Regions from separate parts of the Homo sapiens genome. Here region 1 is linked to region 2. Evidence: chromatin loops called from intact Hi-C (ENCODE). Cell type or tissue: testis. All regions are shown on one strand. Links, peaks and the distances in the headings refer to the core of each region. The heading gives the core; the rest is flanking DNA. Region 1 has its middle 23 kb from the start of LDLRAP1. Region 2 overlaps MAN1C1 (mannosidase alpha class 1C member 1).

Region 1 (8,932 bases), core at 361-8,360, 260 kb before region 2:
GGGAACATTTCCCAGGGTCACATAGGCAGGAAGTGGAGAAGCTGGGATTTAAACTCAGGCTGGTGTGCTCCAGGGCCTGGGTGCTTCAATCACAAGATTGTCCTACAAGTCCCCAAGACTGGGTGAGGGTGTCTAGGAAGTCAGGACCCCCTGGATGTCACCCCCTCCCAATGTGCTGTATTATCTTGTGGGCAGGAAACACTGAGGCTCTGAGGTAGGGGCTGAAGGAGCTATGACAAAGAGGTCACTCTGGGGAGTCCCTAATGCTACCCTTGAATAGCCTCTTCCCCCCACTGCACCCCAGTTTTTGCTCCTGATGTTGGCCACGCAGCTGCCCCATTCCGTTAGAGTGCTGTCTCCACAGCTGCTGACACCTGTCTTCCCCAGCTGTCCAGGAAGGCATCTGAACCTGAGTGACCACTTGCAGCTGCCATGACCAACACCCAACACCCAACACCCACTCTGGGAGGCCTCACCCTCCAAGGCTTGTACCAGGGCCTTATGTGGCTGACACTCAGCCTGGCTGTAAGGAAGGGGTCTCTGTCCAGCTCTGTCCCCGTGGCCTGGAAGCTCTCTGGAGGAGACCCTGAATCCCAATCTTTCCCTGCCACCTCCACCTTCTCTTCTGTACCCCAAGCTGAGATGGTATCACCAAGGGTTAGGGTTAGGGTTAGGATCTTTTGGTTGCAAGCAACAGAAAACCAAATCAAATGGGATTTAAGCAAAGGAAGTTAATTGGCTCATATCACTGAAAACTCCAGAGGGTACAGCTGGCTTCAGGAAGGGTGGACAAAGGGGCTCAGGTGTCACCATCAGACCTGTTTTCTCCCCGGTCTTGCCTCAGCTATGTCTCCTTTGAGTGTTGGCTTCATTGTCACTCTCTACCTGGTGGCAAGAAGGTACTGGCAGCCTCTAGTTCTACAGCCAGGTTCCCTCCAATGGTAAACAAGCAAAAGTCCTAAGAGCCACTCAGACTGACTCTGCCTGGCTCTGGCCACCCCTGAACCAGTCACTGTGGAACATGACACAGACTATGGCTGGGACTGGACTTGGGCACCCTATACCCAAGAAAAAACTGGGACACTCTTACCGCAATGGTAAGCAGGTGCTGGACACGAAAAACAGGAGATGCTGCTGACACCTGGGGGAGGCCTGTCCCCACCCACTCAGAGACACGCCCCCTGCCACCGATCCAGGGAAGTGCGCAGCAGGTCAGCCTTTGGCTGCCGTCAGTCGGCCAGTCTCCCACATCTCTGGGACTCCTCTTGCCACGTCGCAGCTGGGAGAGGCCTAGGGAGAGGGGCTGTGTGCACGGATTGGCAGTGGGAGAGAGATGTAGGCCAATCAGAATATCACGCGGGTTGGAAAGGGGGCTACTGTGCGCGAGGTGCCTTCTCGTGCCCTGCCTCAGTGGGACCCTCACCTTAGCTCCGTGCAGGTGAGGAGGCTGGGCCTGGGCCAAGCTCTCACAGCTACAGGGTGCTGGGTGGAAGGGGGCCTCCTGCACTCGGAGCTCTTGGCTTGTCTCCACCCAGCAGCTCCCTTGAGGAAGGTGGGGAAGGTCGCAGCTTTGTGCAAAGGGAGCGAGTACACAATGTGGCCGCCTCCTCTTTTCCATCCCATCACCTCTCATTTCACCAACCTGCCTGAGGCTGCAATCAACACTCCCCGCGTGTGGGGGCGGAGCCAACCCACGAGGCCATGCTTCAGGCCCCTGATTGGTTCAGGAGTAGCGCTTGACCTAATGAGGCGCTACCAATGGGATGCAAAGAGACGTTCCCTGGCCTTCTGCCAGAGCGGTTTCCCTGTTCTCCCAACAAACAAACATACCTGGACCACGTGGCGCGAGGATATTAAGTTTAAGATGGTGGCAGCAGTTTTTGAGACCTTGCAGAGAGAGCTGCTGAAAGCTGCTGGGGGCGCAGCCTCTCAGGTTGTACACGAGGTGCTGAGGTTTTTTGTTTTTAATTTATGTATTTATATGTATTTATTGAGACGGAGTCTTCCTCTGTCGCCCAGGCTGGAATGCAATGGCGCCATCTCGGCTCACTGCAACCTCCGCCTCCAGGGTTCAAGTGATTCTCCTGCCTCAGCCTCCTGAGTAGCTGGGATTACAGGCTCCCACCACCACGCCTGGCTAATTTTTGTATTTTTAGTAGAGACGTGGTTTCACCATGTCAGCCAGGCTGGTCTCAAACTCCTGACCTCACACGATTCACCTGCCTCAGCCTCCCAAAGTGCTGGGATTACAGTGTTTTTTTATTTTTATTTTGTTTATTTTTATTTTTTTAAGACAGAGTCTCAGTCTGTCTCCCAGGCTGGAGTGCAGTGGCGCGATCTCGGCTCACTGCAACCTCTGCTGCCTGGGTTCAAGCAATTCTCCTGCCTTAGCCTCCCGAGTAGCTGGGATTACAGGCACCTGCCAGCACACCCAGCTAATTTTTGTATTTTTAGTAGAGACGGGGTTTCACCATCTTGGCCAGGCTGGTCTTGAACTCCTGACCTCGTGATCCACCTGCCTCGGCCTCCCAAAGTGCTGGGATTACAGTCGTGAGCCACCGCGCCTGGCCCGTTTTTTATTTTTTTAGGGTCAGAGTCTCGCTCTGTCACCTTTCAGGCTGGAGGGTGGTGGCATGATCATAGCTCACTGTAGTCTTCAACTCCAGGGCTCAAGCCATCCACTCATCTCAGCTTCCTGAGTAGTTAGGACTACAGGCATGGACCACCACGACTGGCTAATTTTTAACTTTTTTATTTTTGGAGAGCCAGAGTTTCGCTATGTTATCCAGGCTGGTCTCATAACTCCTGAGCTCAAGTGATCCCCTTGCCTCGGCCTCCCAAAGCACTGCTAGGCGTGAGCTACCAGGCCTGGCCCAAGGCACTGAGGTTTGGACTCAGGCTGCCTCCTGCCTCAGCCAGAGTGATGAGCACTCATCCCTTCTGTGTGCTCACCCACCACAGGCCTAGCAGGGACATCTAACTGCAGTAAACTTGTCCTGAATAAATGAACAGCAGGATGAGTGATGCCTGCCCTCAACTTCCTCTCCCAAATGAGCTACTGAACTGGACTTGGGTCCCCTTCAGTTGCTCCCTCCCCCATCTCAAATGTCTCTCAGCCTCAGTCCCCTCATCTGCATAATGTGCATAATAATGGTATCCTAGAATTGTTGTGGAAACTAGAGTTAATATATGTCTGGGACATAGTAGGTACATAGCAAATGCCAATTATTATTATTATTATTATTATTGGTATTATTTCTCTCCAGGAACTTTAGTTTCCTCAGCTGTGAAATAGCAATTCATTTATTCATTCAACCAACTGCTGATCATCGCCCATGTGCCGGCCATTGTGGTTAAGACCTAGAACAGTAGCAGATGAATGAGTCATGGTCTCTGCTTGGAGGGACTAACCTTCTGGTGTGGCGGACAGTCATGTTAAAACCCAGGCCTGGCACAGTGGCTCATGCCTGTATTCCCAGCACTTTGGGAGGCTGAGGCAGGCAGATCTCTTGAGATCAGGAGTTCGAGACCAGCCTGGCCAAGATGGTGAAACCCCGTCTCTACTAAAAATACAAAAATTAGCCGGGCATGGTGGTGTGCGCCAGTAGTCTTAGCTACTTGGGAGGCTGAGGCACGAGAATCACTTGAACACGGAGGTGGAGGTTGCAATGAGCCGAGAGCCGAGATAACCCACTGCACTCCAGCCTGGGCAACAGAGCAAGACTCCGTCTCAAAAAAAAAAAAAAAAACGGAATTAAAACCCAGTGGGAGGAGAGCCACAATATATGTAAAGTCTATGTAGAAGTTAGGCAGCCTAGGGGTGGTGGGCAGCTATCTCCAGAATTGGGCTAATTGAGGGGAAGGATGAGAGCTGACTGTGTCCCTTGCTCTTTCTGGCTTCTCGAGTTGGCATGAAAACTTTTGGGGTGGGCTTCACTGGCTGTTGACTAGGACCATACAGACAGATCACCAGAAAGCCCAGGCTTAGGGTAGGTAGATGAAAGTTAAGGATCAGGGAAGAATGAACCAAACTATATCTCAGGCATTTTCCCCTAAAATGTTACCTTAGTTTTTAAGAATCAAGTGAAATAATATATAAATCTAATTCTTTAAAGACTTTTATCCTTTTGAAAAATGAGTGCAATTTATTTTAATAGAGGTGAATCTGTGATATGAGTAGCCACATTACACCGCCACCTGGTGGCAGCATACTAAAGTCACAGGTTTGTTTTCCTTTGAGACCAAGGGTACACCACAAACTCAGTTGTTTTTGGACGTGAGCAAAGATACCAAAGCCATTTTCCCCTTTCCCCTTCTCCCCAACCCTCTACTAAAACCCACTTCCATGGTTGGAGCTCCCAAGCTTCCAGCATTTTTGATTCAGCCACACCTGCTCCAGTTTCCAGCAGAGAAGCCAGCCTAGTTTTCCTCCCCATCTCCTGCCTCAGGCCCATCCTGCCCTCCAACTCTACATCAGAGCTAAACTCCCCAAGCCCTCGGCTCAGGCCCCAAGGGGAATGTGGATCAGGGAGAGAACCCTGCCCGAGGGTAAAGGTTAAGAGTGCAGATGCTACATGCACTGATGTGGGTTTGAATCTCCAGCTGACCACTTATTGGCTGTGGTCTCTCTACATCTCTAAGGCCTCTCTGAGCTTCACTTTCCCCATCTGGAAAAAGTGGGATGCAGTCTGGATTTCTTTTTCTTTTCTTTTTTTGAGATGGAATTTCACTCTTGTCACCCAGGCTAGAGTACAATCTTGGCTCACTGCAACCTCCACCACCCAGGTTCAAGCGATTCTCCTGCCTCAGCCCCCCGAGTAGCTGGAACTATAGTCATGTGCCACCACACCTGGCTAATTTTTGTGTTTTTAGTAGCGACAGGGTTTCACCACGTTGGCCAGGCTGGTCTCGAACTCCTGACCTCAGGTGTTCCACCTGCCTCGGCCTCCCAAAGTGCTGGGATTACAGCGTGAGCTACCATCCCCAGCCTGGATTTTTTTTTTTTTTTTTTTGAGACATTTTCACTCTGTCACCCAGCCTCTTTCTCCTCTGCTCAAGCAATCCTCCTGCCTCAGCCTCCCAAGTAGCTGAGACTACAGGCACATACCACCATGCCTGGCTAATTTGTTTTTTGTTTTAGAGATGGGGTCTCACTATGTTGCCCAGGCAGCTCTCCAACTCCTGGGCTCAAGAGATGCTCCTGCCTCAGCCTCCCAAAATGCTGGGATTATAGGCATGAGCCACTGCACTCAGCCCTAACAGAGATTTCTTCTTCTTTCTGTTACACGTCCTTCTACTCTTCTTTCTACAAGAACTGGCGTGGGTGGAGACCAAGAAATGCTGGGGAGGAGAGGAATGGAGAAGATCATGAGAAGCAGAATGCCCCTTCACTGCTCTTCCACCCTTTGCCGGAAATGTCTAAGGCCTGTCCTGTAGGACCTCCCTCTCAGGCTCCTCTCCCCATCCCAACCTCTCCAGTTCCCTCCGCCAAAGTTCCTCTGAGCCTGGTCCCCAACACCCTGGGTCATCTGAGAACCCACTTCGCATTGAATGGGCCATGACTGCCTCCCACCCACCCTGACCTCCCCACTCCACCCCCAGCTTGGGGCATTTGCACTGTGTTCCAGGCATTCTGGAAGGGGAGAAGTTTTGGAGCTGGGCTTCCTCAAACTTGGCAATCACTGGAGCTCTGTCCTAAAGCTTAGGAAATCAGCTTTCCACCCAATGGTGATGCTGTCTGGATCTTGTGTGGCCTTGGTCAAGTCACACACTCTCCCTTGAGCCCTGAATTCCCCATCCCGATATAGACCAGCTCTGACAGCATGGCTGCTGGGCCTGCCGAAGGGGTGGGCAGGGTGGGCAGGTCCTCTCCCCCCACCCACTTTCTCCTTGGAGAACCCCAGGATCCTGCTCAGAGGAGGAAGCAGTGCTCCCCCTAGGGAAGCGGATCCCAGGGGACTCCAGAATCCTCCCCCACACTCTGCGGGCAGCCAGCACTAAGTGCTGTATTAATTATTACCAGCCTCCCCTGGGAAGCAAATTCAAAGTGAGGTCACCATGGTAACCCAGACACTGCAATGTGACCAAATTTTTAAAGTGCTCAACATGTTCCAGGCAAATTACCTATCGATGGAAGAGAAAAGAATGAGGCTTCAATCCCACAGTTCAGTGGCCTTAGGAAGAAAAGCCCAGAAGCTCCCATGGGGCCTGGAACCTTTCTACAAAGGAGTGAGGCGGGGACAGGGATGGGAGATCAGAGCCCCACCTCGAGAGAGCAGAGCAGAGATGGAAATGACATCCAGGGTCCTGAATGATCTCTTATGGGTGGGCATGAGGCCTGGCCAGAGAGCCAGAGGGCCTGGGTCCTAGGACCAGCTCTGCCACCATTTAGCTCTGCAGCCCCAGGCCAGTCCCTTGCCCTCTCTGAGCCTCCAGTAAAGCCTCACCCAGAAGTATTTCTTAAAGGACCAGAGAGATGAACCATAGTGAGTTATTAACCTCATATATGAGGGTACGGGGTGGTAAGAAGAAGGGTGAGGGGTTTTTGCGAATCAGGCTTCTAAGGCAGAGACCTAGATTCAAATCCCACTTCTGCCATCCAGCAGCTGTGTGACCTTGGGTCAGAGACTTCACCCCTCTGAGTTGGCTTCCTTACCTGTAAGAGGGGGGCCAATCACAGTCCCACCGCCTCTGGGTGGTTATGAAGTTTAAATCAGATAATCCATGAAAAGCACTCGGCACAGCACCCTGGACAGAGTAGGGCCCCCTGTCATCATCTCTGCTGCCAATTAATAAGTGTCCCACGTGCCAGGCTCTAAGCTGAGCATGATGAACATGATCCATCACCAAATCCTCGCCACATCCTTCCCATGAGGCGGGTGCCATTGTTACTCCACTTTACAGGTGTGGAAATGGAAAGTAAAGCTAGCAGGGCGAGGCAACTCACCAAAGCACACAGATACCCATGGTGGGGGCCTGGATCCTGACCCAGGACCTTCTTCCTCCAGAACTCAGGCCCCTAACCATTCACCTGAGTGAAATGAGATGTGTATTGAGTGCCCAACACAAATGCGTGGCACATTGTTGGTACTCACTAATAGTGGCCACTCACTGGCACATTCAGGGTTCACGTCATAGCCACCGTTTTGCCCCGATCCCCGTCTTCTGGCACTTGGGAACCTGGATCTGGTGGATTCAGCACTTGCATGGCTCAGGCAGTGATGAGGGAATTAAAGGCAGGGACCCACCCCTTCTTCCTGAGCAAGGGTCCCCTCTTCAGGCCACGGCCCAAAGGTGCATCACACTAGCCTTGTCGCCTCCTCTCACTGTCCCTGGGGCACTGGCTACCCTCACACTGCGGAGACACAGATACCCAGCAGTTGTCTCTGACCTCATCCCACCCAAGCTACTCTCTGGCCTTGCGTAGCCCCCGCCCACCCTTTCCTCCTGGGTCAGCCCCACCCCTTCCACCCCACCGTAACCCCCTGGCCAGCCCAGGCAGGACTGGCTTTCCTGGGACAGAATGAGGTCAGGCCTTCTGAGTGATAGATGGTTTTAATAACCAGCCATTCTTACTACCAGCCCATTTGCTCTTCACTGTTCCAGGCCCCACGTAGGGGCTAGAGTCAGCCCAACCAGTCAGGGAGAGCATCAGAGGGGCAGGGACCACCTGCCCAGCCAGCTCAAGGTCCTCCGGGGACCCAGAGCCACTCAAAGCTGAGCCCATGGGAAATAGCCAGCCCAGTGCTAGCCCTTCTGCTTGACAGTGGGATGACCTCAGCAAATCACTGCTCTTCTCTGAGCCTCAGTTTCTCCATCTGTAAAGTGGAGTACATGGGTCCCGCTACCTGCGGGGTCACTGCAGGGACGGAGCACGTGTGGCCTCACTGTGTAAATTTCAGTAGCATTAAGAGGCAATTCTGGTTATTGATCATCTTGGCTGCTGCTGGGTTGGGGTCCTCCAAAAGCTGACCCGGAGACAAGGATGAGAGAGCAGGTAGTTCCCTTGGGCAGTGACCCCAAGAAGCAAGGTGGGAAGTGGGGAAATGAGGCAGGACCAGTTCAGGCTGTGCTGGCGAACTGGCTATGGCCAGGGACGCTGGGGCTCAACCCTGCTGGAGTCCACTGGGAACTGGACAGGATGTGCCTCGGATTGTCCTAATCAAGGGCTGAGAAAGCTGGGGCATTTATCCACCAATTCCCACCCACCTCTGGTTGAGGACTGCTCTGAAAGACAGCAGCTCCCCTGCCCTTCCGACATCCTCTGTAAGGAGGCTGGACCTGCCTCACGGCCAGAGAAGGTCCCCAGAGAGTCCCAGGGACTTGGAGTAGGAGGTGCCACGTGCACAGGAACAATGCTGAAGTGATTAAGGCAGCAATCCCCATACGTGATCCTACTTATCCTCGCATCAACCTTATGAGGGAGGTACTATTAGATCCACTTTGCAGATGAGGAACCTGAGGCGGAAAGAAGTGACATACACTTGCCCGAGGCCACACGGCTCAGAAGGAGCAGGATTAGACACGGCTCCTGGATCTTTGCTCTTTTCACTGCCTCCCACATAGGCAGGATCTCTCCTCGTGTGGGTTGCAGTCAGCAGTGTGCTGATAAATGGTTAACGAAGGGAGGAAAAAAGCCCTGACTTGGGTGTTTGCTAATCGCCGTGGTGTAAATACTCCCACCACGGCCAATTTTAAGCTACCAAAGCAATGTCACTGAACACAGAGCTGGGCAAAGATGCTCACAGTTGGCTCTCATGAGCCAGTATGAGCTGGCTCTAGCACCCCACTAGTTGGAACATATTTGATCTCAACTCCTACCCAGCATAGCCCTCTGTGCCAATCAGGCTGAATTTCTCTCTAGGGTGCAAACACATCACACCTGTTCCTACTCCCACCCCTTTGCTCCTGCTATTTCTTCCCTCTGGAATAC
Region 2 (8,932 bases), core at 595-8,594:
CCCATGTGGAGCAGGTGCCCTGGCATGTCACATTGTCAGCGCTTTTCCATCTGCCACTCAGTGTGGGTCCTGCAGCCAGCCCACCAGCCCTGGGCCCTGACAGGAGAGAAAAAAGGAAAAAACAGACCCAGGAGTGAGCGAGTGTTCCTTGAGCATCTTCTGTGTGTCGGGCACTGGCTGGAGGCTGCTGCTGGTGGCTTCTGCTGTCACACGGCACTCAGAGTCTGAGAGAGAGACAGATATACAACAGAAACAGATGCCAAGTAGGAATGGCACCATGTAGAAGGGTGACAGGGGCCCATAGGTAATGGCAGTGGCAGTGCTGGTTTAAATTGGGGCATTCTCTCCAAGGAAGTGACATTCTGGAGGAGGTGGGGTTAGCAGAGTCAGGGCTGGAGCATGCAGGAAGGAGGCGCAGCACCAGCTAAGCCCCGAAGCAGGAAGAAAAATGCAGCTTTCAAGAATGTCACCTTTGCAGAGAGATTTTCCCTGACCTCCCTCTGCAAAGTACAGCACTGCCCCCACCCCAGTTTTTTTTGTTTTGTTTTGTTTTCTTGGGTTTTTTGTTTGTTTGTTTTTTTATGACAGAGTCTCACTCTATTGCCCAGAGTGGAGTGCAGTGGTGCAATCTTGGCTCACCGCAACTTCTGCCTCCTGGATTCAAGTGATTCTCCCACCTCAGCCTCCCAAGTAGCTGGGACTACAGGTATGCACTACCGTGCCTGGCTAATTCTTATATTTTTAGTAGAGATGGGTTTTTGCCATGTTGCCCAGGCTGGTTTCAAACTACTGGGCTCAAATGATCCATCTGCCTCAGCCTCCCAAAGTGCTGGGATTACAGGCGTGAGCCACTGCGTCCAGCCCCTCCCCGCATACCCCTGCATTTTTTAATCTCATCCTCTCACTTTGTTTTATTCAAAATGCTGATCACAAATTGTACCTCTCAGCCAGTTGTGGTGGCTCACGCCTGTAATCCCAACATTTTGGGAGGCCGAGGTGGGTGGATCCCCTGAGGTCAGGAGTTCAAGACCAGCCTGGCCAACATGGTGAAACCCCATCTCTACTAAAAATACAAAAATTAGCCGGGGGTGGTGGCACACGCCTATAATTACCCAGCTACTTGGGAGGCTGAGGCACGAGAATGGTTTAAACTTGGGAGGCGGAGGTTGCAGTGAGCCAAGATCATGCCACTGCACTTCAGCCTGGGTGACAGAGTAAGACTGTGTCTCAAAACAAAACGAATTGCACCTCTCATATATATTTGGTTTTGTTGGGAATTCTCTGCACTAATGGGTGAGCTCCCTGAGGCAGAGTCCAGGCTCCTCTCCAGCACACCTGTAGCCCCAGTACCTAGCACAGCGCTGACACCAAGGAAATATTACATGGCTGCCGAGATATTGTAAGCCAGGAGGGTACCTGAGTGAAAAAAGGCCAGTGTAGGTGAGGTAGGGTGTGAGGAGGGAGGGGCAGGAGACAGACTAGAGTGGAATCATAGGGGTCAGTAATTAGTGGGGACTCGCTCTGTGCTGGGAAATAGGCCAAGTCCTGCAGGCATATCTCATTTAATTCTCACAACCCTATGAGGCAGTTAATGCTCTTATCCCCAGTTTACACGTTAGGAAACTGAGGCACAGAGAGAACATACAACCTGCCCAGTGTCACACAGCGTGGAACTGGTGGAGATGAAATTTGAACCTGATGAGTCTGTGCCCCAGAGCCATGTCCATAGAATCAGGTCCACCCTCAAGGTCCAGATCGTGGAGTCTTGGAGGCCCCTCTGGTGTTTTCACATAAGGGCACTTGGAAACCACTGAAGGTTCTAAGCAGGCAGATGATATGATCCGGTTTGTTAATTGCAGAGTACAGAGACCCCCTGGAGAGTAGATTGGAGGGGTGAAAGTGGAGGCAGAGGCCTGGAAGGGCCCCAGAGGACCCCAGCCATGGGCCAGGCCCCACCAGCCCATGGAGTCTGGCCTCGAGACTGTGTGAGCAGCTTCCTCCCTCCCCTTGGTCCCCAGGGCTCCTGGGGTGAGAGCAGTCTGACCCCCTCACGCCCCCGACATCCCAGAGTCTTTACAACAGCATCACCTCCCTTCCCACCAAAAGGCATGGCCATCAGGTAGTGGAAGAAGCAGAGCTCTGGACATTGTGGGGTCTTGTTTCTAGGCTGGTGTGGCTGGGTGGCCTGGGACAAGCTGCCACACCTCCCATTTGTCTGTGTAGGGCGCGGCAGCCCAGGTGCCTGGCTTGCTGTAGGCATTAAATGAGGAAACGTGTGACAAGATACTCCTAGAGAACAGCTCTTAATTTTCTGCAGGTTCTTTTTGAGAAACTGGTAAGAATAGATGGACACTCTTCCCATAAAGATGCACATCCACCAGAAAGTGTTGGGTACAGTTTTAAGGGCCTGGACCCCTGAAGCCCATCCACAGGCCAGCTGGGCTTCTGGTTAAGATCAAACAGAGGACATAATGGAGGAGGAGGATCACCTTAAAATATTTTTTAACGTTTTTTAAAACATGGAAGATTTTAAAGGCTGTGTAAGAGACTTGCCCTGGGGAGCTGCCCTGTGTCTGAGCCTCCCAGCGAATAGCAGCCCCTCCTGTGCCCTGGCAGGCATCTTGACCAGCAGAGATCAATGGGCCTCCTTTGCCTGGGATGGAGGGCTTGGCAGAGCTGCCCTTGCTACTGTCTCCAAAATGTTCATTTTCCATCCTTTCCCCCCCTTCTCTGTGCCCTCCCACGCCCCTTCTCCCTGCCCAATCCCCACCTTGCTCCCAGGCGATAGAGACCTACTTGCTGAATGTCTCTCCCGGGGGGCTGACCTACATTGCCGAGTGGCGAGGGGGGATTCTGGACCACAAGATGGGGCACCTGGCCTGTTTCTCCGGGGGCATGATCGCCCTTGGCGCCGAGGATGCCAAGGAAGAAAAGAGGGCCCACTACCGAGAGCTCGCAGCCCAGATCACCAAGACGTGTCACGAGTCATACGCCCGCTCAGGTAACCCTGCAAGGGGAAGGGGCAGCAGGAGAGACTGAGGCTAGACACCAGGAAGAACTGGAAAGACCGGCAGCAGTGAGCGAAGGGAGCACATGGCCTTAGGGAAGCCTCCCCTTGGAAGTTAAGTAGAATTTGAGAGAGGTACTCTCCAGGCTCCGAGACCATACCCTGAATGAAAGGGAAACTAGTACAGACACAGGAAGCGCTTTGCATGTACCTGGTACTCTTCCGCACTTGACACAACATCACTGAACCTCACCACACAGATGAGGAAACTGAGGCTCAGAGATTACTTGGCCAAGGTCCCTTGAGAGGGGCACAGAGTAAAGGATCCTCCAGCCCCGGAGGCAGAAACGGCGGCTTCCTGAGCCCGGCACATGTCCCACCCTGAGTCTCCTACTTTCAAATGTGCCTCTGCCTTTCCCCCGGCACCCTCCTTAGAGGGGGTTTCACCGCCTCCTGCTCCCACCTGTTTAGTCGCCCTCTTTGACCCATGATCACCGGAAAGCCTGAGAGCTTGGTCCTCCCCACCCACCACTCACCACTGAATTGTCCGATGCTAGAATCAGAGGTCACATTTGAGAGCCTGAGCCTGGCTCCTCATTCTACACAGAGAAGTGGAGTCAGCCCAGAGAGGGGAAGTGACTTAGCCAAAGTCACACTGCACATGAGGAATTGATCCTGGGCTGGAACCCAGGCCTTCTGATGCCTGGTTCCACCCCGTGCGCAAACTGCACCCCTCAGAAAAATCCCCAGCCCCCGTGTGGTCCCAGGAGACGCCCACCGCTCTGAGTGGTAATCCCAGTGTTGGTTGGAGGGGACGACCCAAGATTTGCAGTAAAAATCCCAGGCTCAAGCAGCGCTTGACAAAATGACTGTTTTCTGATGGCCAGGAGCCGCTACACCATTTGAAAAGATTAGAGAGGCCAGATGGGCAGCCTCTGTTTTCTTATCTGTTCGATGGGAATCATGACACAGGTCTCAGAGTGAGGCACAGGGTCCCATGAGAAAGTACCTTGGCAGCCACCTTTGGCCAGCAGCACTGCAGGCACTTGCTGACCGCCCATCATGATGTGTCTGTGCCCGCCCCAGCTGAATGGGGTCTCCTGGAGCTGTTTCCAGGAAGTCAGAGATTCGCAATGGGTCTTTAAAACTGGTTGTCCATTCTCTTCAAAGAGCTTGCTCTGCCAGGGCCATAAACAAATAAGAAATCTCAGGACTAATAAAAGGCTCGCTATTTGTCTGAGACAATCAGCCCAGACCATAAAAGACAGCCGCTTAATAAAGCATATTGTTCTAGCCAGCCTCGGCTTGTCCTGTGGACGCCTGTAGCAGTGGCTCCTGCCTTCACCCCACTAGCGACTTGGCAAAATGACTGTTTTCTGATGGCCAGGAGCCGCTACACCATTTGAAAAGGTTAGAGAGGCTAGGGTCTAGCTAATTCCTCTTCCCTGAAGCCCTCCATGGAAGAGCAGGAAGTCCTGCAAACCTCTAACCCCTGCCTCTAAAGTAAAAGCAACCTAGGGCCTCTCAGGGTTTTGAACCCTGGTAGTAGGGAAGAGGGCTCACATTAGGAATGGAGCTGGGGACTTGGGTGACCTGGACAGGAGGGACAGGCATTAAAGGGAGAAGGATCTGGCCCTCATACCCTACATGTTGGGCCTATGAGGGTTAGACCCAGGAGGGAAAGAGCACCGCCCTAGGAGAGGCATCAGACACATCCAGGGTCAAGTCCCAACTCAGCCACAACTCGCTGTGTTACCTTGGGCAAATTACTTAGCCTCTCTGATCCTCAGTTTCCACATGCGTGAGAGGGATAGTAGCAATTACCTTACTAAAGAAACATTTTTTAAGGATAGAAATAGTGTATTAAAGCACCCAGCACGGCCTTTGAAATCATAAATAGTGGCTACAGAGGTGGTTATAATTATGGCCATATGACAAGAATGACAGCAAATTGCCTCAAAACCAAACAGTGACAATGACAGAACCCAGGCTCCCTCAGGCCCTCCTTCCTCAGCTCCCTCTGTGGGAGTAGGTGCATTCCTGGGCAATCTTCCCTCCATCTCTACCTCAGCTGTTCCCAAACTCTCGAAGTTTGTTCTGGGAGGTGTTAAAAGCAGTTTTCTAAGACAAAGGGTCCCAAGGAGAAGCCTCATTTCACATTAGCATATTAAAGGATCTGATAAATCCTGCAGATGGGAGACTTATTTTGTTTAACCCTCGGTTCCCCAGATGTGTTGAAACCCGAAACCCTCTTGGCTGAGGTCTGGCTAACCTCTTGCAGAGCTATTGCCTCAAAGTACACAGTTGTGGAACCCCGCCCAAACCTTCACCTACCCAGACTGCTGAGTAGCTCATTTGGACTCTCAGAGTCCAAAGCTGCTCACATTTCCAGTCCCCGAGGGTCTTGTTCTGTCCAGCCCAGGCCAAGAGGGAAGCTGTGCATCTGCCCGGTGCAGCCTTACACAGCAGTCCAGGCAGGGGCACCCCACACCCACACACACCTGACATCACCCTGGCCGCGGGTTCAAGGCAACTGACATCTCTCCTGGATCCCGAAAAGCAGGAGGTGGGAGGTCTGACCTGGGCCCTCTGCTTGGCTGTTTCCCCAGACACCAAACTTGGGCCTGAGGCCTTCTGGTTTAACTCCGGCAGAGAGGCCGTGGCCACCCAGCTGAGCGAGAGCTACTACATCCTCCGGCCAGAGGTGGTGGAGAGCTACATGTACCTGTGGCGACAGACCCACAACCCCATCTACAGGGAGTGGGGCTGGGAGGTGGTGCTGGTGAGTGGGCCCCAGGGATGGGCAGCAAGGTGCTAGATGCCCCTGAGAATTTACAGGCTGGGTGCTAGGTGCCCTGGCTTGGGCCTGGAGTGGAAGGCCAAGCCACGTTGACCTCTGACCACAGTTCAGAGTGCAAAGGGTCAAGGTGGTGGTTACAGAGCCAAGAGTCCCCAGCTGGGCAAAGTTGTCCTGAGACAGGACAGGCCAGACTTGTGAAGAGGGTTCTGAGTGCCCATATCCTTGGGGCCTGGGACCAGGCCTCAGCAAACTTAGAGGGTCAGAGGCTAGGCAGCTGCCTAGAGCACCACGCAGGCACCACGCGGCCACCGCTGTCCCAACAGACGCTTTCCTGATCTCGAAGCTGGGCAGCTCACCTCCACCTCCCTCCTCTTCCCACAGGCAGCCCAGCCTGAGGGACCCCCCCACCCTAGTCTCTACTGGCCCTTGAGGCCTACCCTGCCCTCAGCCTCCGGCCCCACACCTAGGTGGAAATTTAATGGCTGTCTTGGGGGAGGTGTCAAAGGCAGGTGTGGGGATTCCAGCAGGTTCCCTGGTGGATGCTGAGCCTTCTCTGCCCCTATCTCCCCCACCACCCCCGTGCCCATTCCGAGCATTGCACTCAGACGGGGTCCAGGGCATGCTCAGGTTTACTGGCCCTGTTAAGTCCACCTGCTTCCCCAGGACCATTGTTCTTGGCCTTCAAAGGCCAAGCGTCTTGTGCTCCTATGCCCAGTCCATAGACCCCCTCCGTGGGTAGAAATTGTATTTATCAGCCTATAGGCAACACGGCAAAACCCCATCTATACAGAAAAATACAAAAATTATCCAGGCATGGTGACGCACGCCTATAGTCCCAGCTGCTTGAGGGGCTGAGGCAAGAGGATTGCTCGAACTGCAGAGGTTGAAGCTGCAGAGTGAGCTCTGATCGCCCCACTGCCCTCCAGCCTGGGCGACAAAATGAGACCTTGTCTCAAGAAAAAAAAATGCATTTATATAGAAAGATGAATGGCTTGGCTCACTTGCCTCCAGCCCAGGGGCCATCTCTCCTGAGAATCCCTGGAGTACCAAGTCCGTCCCCAAATCCCAGCCCATGGCCATCACCCGTGGCTTCTCTTCACCTCTGCCTACCACTGTGGGTGAATCTGTAAGACCAGCCTAGTCCCCTGAAACACAAAGAGAAGCTTCCTCTAAGTTCAAACCAGGTGAAGAGCTCAGGACAGGCAGCCCATCGGGCCAGAGCTCTCAGAGGTGTGGGTGGAAGGAGTGTGGCCCCTCCAGCCTGGGGACAGGTGGCTAAACCCCGAAAGAATAATTTGACCTTCTGTTCCCACAAATGCCAGGAGTCCCCAGCCAAGGGGTGGGGGTGCTGTCTGCTTTCTTCTAGCTCCAGCCTGCCAGGCATGCACAAGTCTTGAGGGGCCTTTCCTGTCCCGTGTTAAGGCTGTTTTCCTCCTCCTCTTCCCCTTCCTCAGGCCTTGGAGAAATACTGTCGGACAGAAGCCGGTTTCTCTGGGATCCAAGACGTGTACAGTAGCACCCCCAACCACGACAACAAGCAGCAGAGCTTCTTTCTAGCGGAGACACTAAAGTGAGCAGTGTGGGCTCTTCCTAGGGATGGACAGGTGGGAGGTTGAGGGTAGGGGTCCGCAGTCCCTCCCCTCCACAGTCAGGTTCTGTGGTCACAGGACGGGAGCCCAAAAGGGGTGAAGGGCTTGGGATCCAGAGGGCTGCACCCCAGGTGTGAGCCTTGGGCCAGGCCGCTTTCTCGGAGAGTGAGACTGGGCTAGAATCCAAGTTCCCTAGGGACGCACCGTGTGATACCGCAGGTTCCTTCAGTTTCTCGCTTATCTCCCCAGGTTGCTTCCGTTCTGGGAACCGCGTCCTCGTGTGTAAAATGGGATAGGGTTAACGATGATGATGTCAGTGCTGGTTGCTGGCATTGACTTTCCCTCCTGTGGCCTCTGCAGTGTGGCTGCTGTGCCCTCCTCGATTTCATGCCATGGAAGTTGGCCATCCCACTTCCTCACTGTTCCCCAAAGCAAGCCCCTTGTGCTTTAACCCTTTAGGGTGGGTCAGAATGATCAGTTCCTTCCAGTGAGGAAAAAACCCACAACCTGGAAGCTGGAGTTCTAGAGTCACAACCCCATGTTCTTCTCAGTGCCCCAATGTGTACTCTGAATATAGAGTCTTAGTGGGCAGCAGCGGGGCACGTGAGAGTCAACTGGACTGCAGCAGCCCTCAGGCACCCCTGCAGAGAATCTGGACCATAAGGGCTCACATACAGGGCCGGGCAGGTGAAGCTGGCTGATGGCAGAGCCAGGGTAAACTAAGTCCTTCTGACCCCAAAGCTCAAGGCTTTTCTCTGCAGCCACAGCCTCCTTCCCCAGGACTAGCACCCCCACCCTGCTGCCCACAGTTTTGGGGTTGCAAGGCTCCAGACCTTGACCATAGGCCTATCACAAAGGCCCTGAGACTTGTTCCCAGGCCCACCCTTCTTCCCCAGGCCACTGACAGACTGTGTCTTGCTTCCCTGCCCTGCGTGGGGCACAGGTATCTCTATCTTCTGTTCTCTGAAGATGACTTGCTCTCCCTGGAAGACTGGGTGTTCAACACCGAGGCCCACCCACTCCCGGTGAACCACTCAGACAGCTCCGGCAGAGCCTGGGGCAGACACTGACCCCATCTCCTGCCGCCGCCCTGGGGCCGCCGCAGGGATGCCTTGCCTTTTCAGGATTTGAGACTGTTCTCAAAGGGATTGGGAACGAAGGCCCCATCTCGGGCAGACCCCCAGCAGATGTGTCGGACAAGCAACTTCTTTTCCTCTGTGAGGAGACAAGACTTGGAGACTCAGCGATGTCAGGCCAGGGCCATGGCCACACTGGCCCACACATTCCTTTCTACAGAGAATTTCTATGAAGCCCACTCACTTGCCATTCCAGGGCCAAAGGACCGGAGGTTTGCATATCCGCCCCTTGTATTTGATTTGCTTCCTTTTGGTTTCTTGGTTTTTGTTTTTGCTTGATTTTGTCTTTTCTCTACAGTTTAGTTTTGTCACAATTACACATATAGTTTTCAAAATCATGCACTTTCTAAAATGGTGTCATCCTGAAAAACAAAACCCAGTGTTTGCACACACACAAAAT

The links. Hi-C counts contacts between places; a loop is a spot of excess contacts. Peaks named below come from ENCODE experiments on the same cell type or tissue, not always from the same donor. Only the 100,000 strongest peaks of a DNase experiment are listed, where the experiment ranks them.
Region 1: it touches region 2 in a loop (2.1-fold over the local background); 8 of 110 quality-filtered maps call a loop at or near these places.

The regions. Positions count from the first base shown.
Region 1 is chr1:25,516,448-25,525,379 of GRCh38, forward strand. No RefSeq gene overlaps it. Among named protein-coding and RNA genes, the nearest start is that of LDLRAP1, 23 kb to the right of the region's middle. RefSeq lists enhancers at 1,406-2,053, 2,222-2,816. In testis, for the core only: a CTCF peak has its summit at 4,198 (motif pointing left); DNase peaks (open chromatin) are centred at 1,754 and 4,214; H3K4me3 peaks cover 1,053 bases.
Region 2 is chr1:25,775,324-25,784,255 of GRCh38, forward strand. It overlaps MAN1C1 (mannosidase alpha class 1C member 1), which reads left to right. Exons shown (of 12, transcript NM_020379.4): 9 at 2,782-3,001; 10 at 5,617-5,789; 11 at 7,262-7,377; 12 at 8,340-8,932. The coding sequence ends at 8,466. Among named protein-coding and RNA genes, the nearest start is that of SELENON, 20 kb to the right of the region's middle. RefSeq lists enhancers at 1-46, 4,649-5,271, 5,272-5,894, 8,399-8,932. In testis, for the core only: no CTCF peak of the experiment used is centred there; a DNase peak (open chromatin) is centred at 5,378.